Regions from separate parts of the Homo sapiens genome. Here region 2 is linked to region 1. A link is a loop called in an ENCODE intact Hi-C map of the cell type or tissue named here. Cell type or tissue: sigmoid colon. All regions are shown on one strand. Links, peaks and the distances in the headings refer to the core of each region. The heading gives the core; the rest is flanking DNA.

Region 1 (5,135 bases), core at 742-4,741:
TGATAACCTAGATAACTGCTAAATGACTCATGGACAGGTAGCATCTATAGCCTGGATATACTGGAAAAAGGGATGATTCATATCCCAGGCACGACGGAGTGGGAAGACACAAGCTTCATTAGGTCACTCAGAACGGTGCGCAATTTAAAACTTAGGCATTGTTTGTTTCTGGAATTTCTCATTTAGTATTTTTGGACTGATGTTGACAGGTAATTGAAACCATGGGCAATTAAAACTGCAGAAGGCAAAGCTGAAGATAGATGGGAACTAGAGTATTTACATGGTTGTTACCATCACCTCTATTTCTAAAACTTAGTGGTTACCTCAAAAAGAAACTCTGTACCCATTAAACAATGACCCTCACTTTCTTTCCCACAGACCTCAGTAACCTTTATCCTACTTTCTGTGTCTATGAGTTTATTTATTCTCGGTACCTCATTAAGTAGAATCACAATATTTGCCCTTTTGTGTGTGCTTATTTCACTTGCATAATGTTTCTAAGGTTCATCTGTATCATAGCATGTGTCAGATTTCATTTTTTTAAGGCTGATAATATTTTATTGTATGTTTATGCCACACTTAGTTTATGCACACATCTGTTGATGGACATTTGGTTTGTTTTCACCTTAGGCTATTGTGAATCATGCTGCTATGAACATTGGTGTAAAAGTTTCTGTATGAGTCCTTGCTTTCAGTTCTTTTGGGTATATTCCTAGGAGTGGAATTGCTAAATCTTTTTTTTTTCTTTTTTTTTGGTAATTCTATATTTGACTTTTTGAAGAATCACTAAACTGTTTTCCACAGCAGCTTCACTATTTTAAATTCCGCAATTCACCAGTAATGCACGAGGGTTCCAATTTCTCCACTTCCTCACCAACACTTTTGATTTTGGGTGTGAAGTGGTTTCTCATTGTGTGTGTGTGTGTTTTTTTTTTGTTTTTGTTTTTGAGACAGTCTCATGCTTTTTCCCAGGCTGGAGTGCAGTGGCATGATCTTGGCTCACTGCAACTTCCGCTTTCATGTTCAAGCAATTCTCCTGCTTCAGCCTCCTGAGTAGCTGGGATTACAGATGCCTGTCACCATGCCCAGCTACTTTTTTTGTGTGTTTTTAGTAGAGACAGGGTCACCATGTTGGTCAGGCTGGGCTCAAACTCCTGACCTCAAGTGATCCACCTGCCTCAGCCCCCCAAAGTGCTGGGATTACAGATGTGAGCCACTGTGCCCAGCCTCATTGTGGTTTTGATTTGCAATTCGTAATGACTGGTGATGTTGCCTATGAAGAATTTAAGTGTTTTCAACAAACTATAATAAACTTTCCAAGTTCCATACTGATATTCACCTGTTACAGCTTCACAAATCATTGAAAATAAAAACTTATTTCTTAAAACTTCCATCAGAGCAGAAAGGGCGTTACTATATGGGAGGCAACACAATGTGGCATAAAAAATATGATTTATAAATAAGCAGAAACTGTATTCAAAATCTGCTCCCTCACTAGTAAGCAGTAAGATTTTGGGCAAATTGCCCTAAATTGGGAAGCATTTACGGCTTATGGGATATTATGAGGCTTACACTGAGCTATGCATCTATATTTGTTCGCTACTGCATCTCCAGCACATATAATAGTGCCTGAGGTATAGTAGGTGCTTAATAAGTATTTGCTAAATTAATGAATAATGCTTATAATATTACTCAAATAATTATAGCTATTCTTATTACTAGATAAGCAGAGACATTAGCCCTTCTATTTAAACAAATTTAAATGGCAGATCTCAATTTGTACATTTTTAAATAATTTAAAATTATGAACATAAGCATAATATACTTGTGTTTACATATATTTACACATACTATCAAAATATATTTGCGATAAGTATATAGCTCATAAAAATTTGAAATTTACAGTACAATATTAAATTTCAAAACTTTTCACATAGACAAATTCTGAATAGCCAGAAAAACCCAAAAAAACAAAAAAAAACAACTGTATAGTTTACTTCAATTGGCCAGGTGCGGTGGCTCACAAAGTGCTGTAATTCCAGTACTTTGGGAAGCCGAGGCAGGCAGATCACTTGAAGTCAGGAGTTCTTGACCAGCCTGGCCAACATGGTGAAACCCCATTTTCACTAAAAATACAAAAAGTAGCCAGGCGTAGTGGCGGGCGCCTGTAATCCCAGCTACTCAGGAGGCTGAGGCAGAAGAATCACCTGAACCCGGGAGGCAGAGGTTGCAGTGAGCCAAAATGGCGTCACTGCACTCCAGCCTGGACAGCAGAGCGAGACTCTGTCTCAAAACAAAACAAAAAAACACCCCAACACTATACAGCTTACTTCCATTCATACTGCTTTGATTGTAAAATGATTTAGGATATTTCCTAAGTGGGAATTCAATTGTCCAGTAATCTAGGCAATGTATTCCCCAGTAAGAGTCACTATAAATGTTTTGGGCATTTCTAACTGAAAAAATTAGGGCATTACCATCTCAGTATGTGCTGTTTATTGAGTTGTTTAAATTTCTGCACATGTAATATGTGGAGACAAGCTAGATCCCTGTCTTTCCCCTTGATTTTTCAGGTATTTTTTAGCCGTCTGTTTGTGTTGTGCCTCTGCTTGATTTTTGCAATTCCTACTTGTTTAAAGCCTCTTAGAGAGCAAGCAGGATGTCTTTGCACGGTATCATGAAAAAAGAGGTAAACTGACCAGTATACTTCAGATAATTCAACTTCCTTGTGCTATTTTTTGTTTGTTTAAACAAGGTAAAACAGAAACACAGTTACACACTCATTTCTTTTTTAGACAGGTCAAACAATTAGCTGTCATGCAGTTATTTTACTCAGCCTTAGGAAAATCACCTTTAAAAGTCCCTGCTTAAACAACAACAAAAAATCTCTTGGTAGGTTCCCTGATGTGGAATTATTAGCAGAATAATCTTTCATCTCAAATTAGATGGATTCCAAATGGCACCTTTTAATGAAATGCTGATTTCTTCAAAGGGATGATCTCTTCTTGGGAAATTTTCACACTCACTGCCTGACAAGGGTTTTTATTTTTGTTCTAATTTTATTTGGAAAATTACCACTGTCAGCATGTTCTCCTCTCTGCCTCTCTAGATGGCAGCATTTGCCTTGTGGACTCTCTTCCCTTCTTTGCTTTTCTGGACCACCTTCTTCATGGAGGCGCTGCCCATAGGGAATAAAATGCTGACTGATGACTACCAGACTAACTAAATCAATGACTGCATGGCTTGTTGGTTAAAGTTGATGCTATTATTGTGTGGATCCTATTTATCTCTCTTCAGCAAAAAATTTGCACTTCACCAAAATCAATTAATGGAACTTAAAGATAAGGGAAGCAGTCCAACTGAGCAAATCCCAACTCTGAGAGCTTTACCCTCCCAGACCCCCATCACCAATATGTTCACATGGGGCACTGGGATTCTTCTATCTTAGAAAAATCTTACTGAGATTTTTACCAACCTGGCTGAAATCCCAAAGCTCAAGAAACATTAAAAAAAAAACAACTTTGTTTTCTAGCCAAAGTCATTTGTGAAAACCCATATCTACTTGATACCTGGAAATAGAAATAAAAAATCCCCACCTTTTGAGGTTTGCGCATCCCTAGATAGATTAGTGGCAGGAAATGTGGTTACAGAGTGTAGGATTTAGAAGGAGCTGAAATATGCTCCCATCAGGGCCACTTTCCACAGGCGTCTGACCTGAGCTGCTACACAAGACTCTGCACTCAGCTCTAGTGCTTGGTTTAATGCTCTGTTATAACTGTCTTGAAATTCTTAATAACTTTTGAATAAGAGGCTCCTATTTTTATTTAGCTCTGGGTCCCACAAATTAGCCATTCTTGCTACATTTTTACTAAGGGTAAGTATCTCAAATAGACAATACCAACATAAAGAATAACAGATCATTCCTTTTCAGTCAATGAAATGTGAAGTAGATCAAACGTATGATAATGTATGATAAGGTATAATAGAAAACACTTTTACAGGTTTCTTGAATATTTAAATTACAATTTTCCAAAATTAGCAGCAGAATTTTCTAAATTAATGGCAATTGAGAAAAAAATGATTTTTAAACTGATTTTTCAGCACATTTGCTACTGTGGTTCCAACTGGAATGCAGAAATCCAGTAGCACACATAAAAGAAGGAAGATGGAACTGAATGTATTTCATTTATGTTCTTCTGAATAAAGCATCTTGTAAACTGTTATTATGGCTGGAAAAATGCCGTAAGGATATGCTGCTACTGGAAAAACAGACAACAGACAATCAGTTTTTAACTGAGAGAGAGAGAGAGAGAGAGAGAGAGAGAGAGAGAGAGTGAAAGAGATGACATAAATCAGGATGCTGAGACTATTTTTTTCCATAAGCTTTTAAATAAAAAAACCCCACGAATTTATGGCTATGCTGGAAAAAATAAATTTCGTACTCATTTTCGTCTTGAAGTAGTAATGTAAGACAGAACATGTACTAACATTACCGCCTGAACAAAATAGTTGTCTAAACCATTTAAGAAACCTAAGGTTAGAGTTGCCAATTTAAATTTATGGCTGCATGAATTCAGCTTACTTCACTGACATCTAATTAAACATATCTTTTAATAGTGGTTGACTTTTTGGATGTTAAATAAGTAAAGAGCATGCGAGCAATCCAATAACCCCCATCAATCAAGGGAGAACGCAAAGAATGTCCAGCCTCCTGTTTATCCCATCACTACCTTCCTAGATGCTGGGGCGTAGTCAGAATGGTCCTAGAAAGTTCAGTGGTGATCTCTAGCACAAGAACTTCATGACAATCAGAAGAGAGGAAGGAAAGAATGAAGGCAGGACAGAAGAAAGGAGGGAAGGAAAGATGGAAGGAAGGAAAGGTAAAAGGAAATTTTCTGTATGTACATAAACTGTGGAATTAGGAGTAAGGAAGAATTAGATTTACAGTGTTATAGAAAAGGCTTTTAAATCTTACTCTTGATTTCTAGAGCTGCACATGGTCTCCTTCAAACTTGCAGACTATGTGTTTAAATATAGTGGGAAGTTCCATACATAGAAAGATTGCTAAGTGTGGGGGGCTGGGGAGGTTTAAGACTCACACAGTCCTCCTCTGGTCTTAAACCTAGAGACAAACC
Region 2 (5,135 bases), core at 492-4,491, 90 kb after region 1:
TCATCCTTTAGCTGAAATGCCATCTGATGAGAGAAGTTTTTTGCCTAGTCACTCTCCCTGACACTACTCTATATCCTTCTTTATAGCCTTGTTTGAAACCTGTATTTATATAATGCATCTGGTTTGACACTGGACTAACAACTCCACTGAGAATAAAGAACTTGCCTGCCTTTTTTACCATTTGATATGGTTTGGCTCTATATCCCCACCCAAATCTCATCTTGTAGCTCCCATAATTCCCACATGTTGTGGGAGGGACCTGGTGGGAGATGATTGAATCATGGGGGTGTGTCTTTCCCGTGCTGTTCTCATGATAGTGAATGGGTCTCACGAGATCTTACAGTTTTAAAAATGGGCGTTTCTCTGCACAAGTTCTCTGTTTGCCTGCTGCCATCCACGTAAGACATGACTTGCTCCTCCTTGCCTTCCATCATGATTGTGAGTCCAGTGAAACCCCTTTCTTTTGTAAATTTCCCAGTCTGAGGTATGTCTTTATCAGCAGTGTGAAAATGGACTAATACACCATTATATGTCTAGTGACTGAATGTTGGGCATATGTTAGGTGCTGAATAATTATTGAGTGATAGAATACCTGTACATGTTTTGGGGGTTCTGGTGTTTCTAAAGGAAAACTACAGCACAGAGCATATCACGAATATATAAAAAGGAGGCCTCTTCAATTCATAAAGTATATGAAGAGACAGTAGGGCACAATGGCAAAACTTACCATCTGAGGAGCCAGAGTTTCTAGGGTGGAATCCTAACTCTGCTTCTTCCTTGTCATGTGGCCTTGAAACATCACTTTATCTTTCTCTGCCTCATTTTCTTCATATGCAGAATGGAAACCATAATTTTAATATTTCATAAAGTTTTTATAAAGGTTAAATAAATTAATATGCATAAAACACTCAAAATTCTACCTCATTTTTATTAAATATTAGTCTTATTTCACATTTAGCCACAGGCAAAAGTTCATGTGTTTTGTCCTGCGCACCTGTAAAATATCCCAACTTACAGAATAAAATAATAGAGAAAAATATAACTTGGCCAAGTTTGGTATCTTAAAGTTAAAGAATTTCTTTCAGTTGACAATACAGTAGTCTTTTTGGTAAACTTTGTTGTCAATGTTAATGTTGTTTATAAGTAACCAGTTTTACAGGGTTTCATCCTCATCCTTCTAACTGCCTGCCCCAAGGGAAGATGCAGGTCTGATATCTGTGATAAAAGAGAGAGAAGGAGAAATCTCAGACTGGCCAGGCCAATCAGGAGTCCTTAAGCCAAAGATGCCCGTTGAAAGAGTCCTGAATTTCACCGGAAAGTCCACTTTTGTGCCTCCACTATTCTTAGTCATTTGCTAGAAGTAGCCTGTAGGAAGTGTGGCCTCCATGGAAACACAGCGGGTGGATCCAGGGGCAGACACAGCAGTGGAGGCTCTCCATCCACTGCGTTCCACACTGCAGGAGATCTGAGTGGTGCATTTTCATGACTGCCACACTAACAAAATACACATCTCTGACTTCTTCCCCTCATAACCACAGTCAAATTATTTCGGCTGAGTGCGGCAGAAGGTGGCTAAGGCTTGGGAATGATTGCAAAACTTAGTGCTATGCCAAAATCTGGAAGGTGAGGGTATGCACAGGGCTTTATCTCCCTGTAAGCTGCACGTGGTGACTTGAGGTAGCACAAAGGCTTGAGAGAGCACCAGAACACTGATGATTTTAAGCAGAGCATTGCCTATGTGATCTTTGAAATGCTTGTGGAAGGCTTGTCCCTGTACTCATGGAAGGTCCTGCTAGGACCTGGGAGACACTACTGCCTATGAATGAAGAGTAGAGAATATGCACTAATTAGCTGATATTCTTCTTATCCAGGGACTGGGAGGGGGCTAATTGTCTTCAGTTTTTTTTTTTTTCTTCCTTCTTGGTGTTTTAGCATAAAACTGATGGCATGCAAATCATCAAACTTCTGGCTAATGGAGGTCAAGACAGCAACAAGTCCCATTAATAATATATTTATTGTGCCCTAAAGTACTGTAGCAGCTTATTCTTAGCTTCCCTGGTGGACATTCTCATGAACAGACAGCTCTTAGAGAAGGCTATGTCAGGTGATTCTGCAGTGAAGGGGAGATAGAAACTTTTGGATTCCTTCTGTGCTATATAAAAGATGAAGGAAACTTGATAGTGACTCAGATCTGCTCTGTCTAACCACAGCCATTTAAACTTTACTGTAAGATTCCAAACAGAAAACGCAATTCACCTAGAAGTGCACTTTATGGGTGCTCAGCATGCAGAGAAAGAATAAGAAAAATCTTTAGAAGAAAACCAGGAAGGCCTTATTTTCTCTGTGGTAACAACATGCAGTGCCAGAAAACAGGTAGAGATAGATAATTTTGACAGCAACAACAGAAAAAAAATAAGAGAATCTATGAAGATTTGAATGCAGCATTAAAAAAGACCAGGAATTAGAGTTAAAAATTTGTTTTTAAATTGTAAATTTCAGTAGATACATTCAGTGATGATTAATCACTCTTGAGCTTCCTTTCTTAAATGATTAGGTTTTGCCATTGAGTCCTTTGAAGTTTTAGCCATTGATTTATGGCTGCTGCATTTCCTGAGTTTTTTTCATGTTTAAAAATATCTGTCTGTTGCCTTTTTACTTGGATAACTTCTTGGCTGGGCATTATATTCTTGCATCACATTTGTCAACATTGTGCAACTGTTTTCTGGCACTGCCTAGTTCTGTGGAGTAGCCTGAGATGTGCTTGATTTTTCCATCCATGTAGGTGAACTGCTTTATCTAGATGCCTGAGTAATCCTTTATCCTTGAAGTTTTATGGCTAACCTAGGACTGAACATTCTGCTTCAGTTTTTTCAATATGCTCTTTAATTGCAAATTCAGTTTTTTATTTCAAGTAACTTTGTGCAAAGAACATTACAGAGATATGATGTATTTGTTGGGATTTCTATTCCATCTCATTCCATCTCATTTTGATCTATCTTTTATGTATATTTTCTTCTCTTTAGTTTCTTTAAGATTTTGGTCTTCCCCATCTGCATTTATGTTGAACATCTTAAACCTTTTATTTATGCCCATTAACTTTTGAGCAACATCTATTTTGGTTATTTCTTATTAATTCTACAACAAACTTTTGTCTTCAGTTTGTTTTTTTTTTCAATATTAAATATCTCTCTCCAGCCTATTCAGTGTTTTAATATCTCAAATCTGAGAACCTATTTGACTTATTTCATATTTTTACTATGTACTTTATAGTATAAAGAAGTTGTGAGTAATAATCTTCTGTTCTTTGATTTACATTTTTTTCCAGGTTGGGTTATCTTTGAATGATCTTGATCTTTTCCTTGTACTAACGAGAAGTGAAAAACATTGCTGGAGGGAAACTGGAAAGTAAACCATAAGGAGCTAACTCTCTCAGATTAAAATGAAGGCTCTGGGGCTACATATTTACTTAAAGAAATGTTATGAGACCTCTATTAGTCCGTTTGAGCTTCTGTAACAAAACACCCTAGACTGGGTAATTCATAAACAACAGAAATTTACTGCTTACAGTTTTGGAGGCTGGGAAGTTTAAGATCAAGATATCAGCACATTTGGTATCTAGAGAGGGTCTACTCTCTGCTCCAAAGATGGAGCTATGCATATTATTGACAGGATTTTTAAAAGGCTAATGAAATTAACCAGAAAATTGTGAATAGACATATAATATATTTTAAACTAATAAAATGAGAACTGAATAAATGAAAGAACAAAATTTCTATTGAGTAGAAAACAATATCATAATTACCTCCATAATTAACATAGACATAAATGCAATTGAATTAGAATCAGGATGGTTATTTTGTTTGGAATTGGCCAAAATAATATCGAATTTACAGATAGGATTAGATATATGAAATTAGCTAAAAGTTATTTAAAAATTGATAGGGAACTTATTTTAAAGGAATTAAAATATAACAAAGCTAGTATGATTGTTCTAGTATAGTATTGGAATAAAATCAGATGAACAAAAATTTGATATCTTATATATAAAAACTTATAATAAATGTATTTTTTGAATTCAGTGGTTTATTCAATCAGTTTAATTATGGTGTATTTAATAGTACCTATACAACTGGTTCTCCATGTGGAAGAAAATAAAATGGAGGACCTATGTGATATTATACACAAAAATAAATTCCTAATGGATTAAAGTATTTATGTAAAAATTAAACAAGAAACAAAGTGAATATTTATCTTATCCAGGTGCTTTAAAGACTTAAAACAGGTAATCTGAAATTAATGAAAAAAATTTGCATTCATACTTCTTTGAATTTATGGAAAAATATAACCTCAAAAGATGTTCTATAAAATGAAAAATAACTTCTGAATTCATGATGGATAAAGATTTAATGTCTAGATTTTCAAAAGCTCTTCAACTTGAAAATTAACAAATTCGTAACTATACTAAAATGGGCAAAAATGTTATTTTGTTGTTAGTTGACGGGCAAATCCAGATGGCTAACGAATGTATGAAAATATGTCCAGCTTCATCACTCTTCACAGAATTTTATTTTGAATTCTTCTAATGAGGTTTCTTATGATATCCATAATTTCCAACATTGCCCATAAAATATCTAGAAACAAAGACTATTGTTTTCTATCAATAGTATGATACACTGATAGAAAAAAAAAAACCCAAACACTGGGTTTGAGTTTTTTTAGACAAATTCTCCACATTGATTAATTTGCTATAGTTTTATTCAAACTTTTAGGACATAGATCGTGTATTTCTAGTGAAGCTCTTCATGCCACATCAAAACTCCTATCAGGACTGGAGTGACCAGTCCTTTGTGGTAAAAACAATTTTTTTCTTATTTTGTTGCATTTTGTTGTTGGTATTTTTCTTATAAAATTTGATTTACCTGTTCATTCTCTTCTTCATGAGTTTTGCTTCACTTTTTTACCTAAAGCAGTAATCCTAAGAAATAATTCAAGAGCGTATGGAAGAGGACAGAAGGATGCAGAATAAGAGGAACTTGCTCTTTGGGTCTGTCACTGCTCTTTGCGCCTGAGCAAGGCTCTTAGTGCCTTTCTGCTGTGAAGCCTCGGTCTGATGAAAGGCTGTGTGAGGGTTGTGA

What was found. Hi-C counts contacts between places; a loop is a spot of excess contacts. Peaks named below come from ENCODE experiments on the same cell type or tissue, not always from the same donor. Only the 100,000 strongest peaks of a DNase experiment are listed, where the experiment ranks them.
Region 2: it touches region 1 in a loop (2.7-fold over the local background); 1 of 110 quality-filtered maps calls a loop at or near these places.

What each region holds. Positions count from the first base shown.
Region 1 is chr4:111,776,746-111,781,880 of GRCh38, reverse strand. No RefSeq gene overlaps it. Among named protein-coding and RNA genes, the nearest start is that of LINC02945, 330 kb to the left of the region's middle. In sigmoid colon, for the core only: a CTCF peak has its summit at 3,120; no DNase peak of the experiment used is centred there.
Region 2 is chr4:111,686,962-111,692,096 of GRCh38, reverse strand. No RefSeq gene overlaps it. Among named protein-coding and RNA genes, the nearest start is that of LINC02945, 420 kb to the left of the region's middle. In sigmoid colon, for the core only: no CTCF peak of the experiment used is centred there; a DNase peak (open chromatin) is centred at 2,716.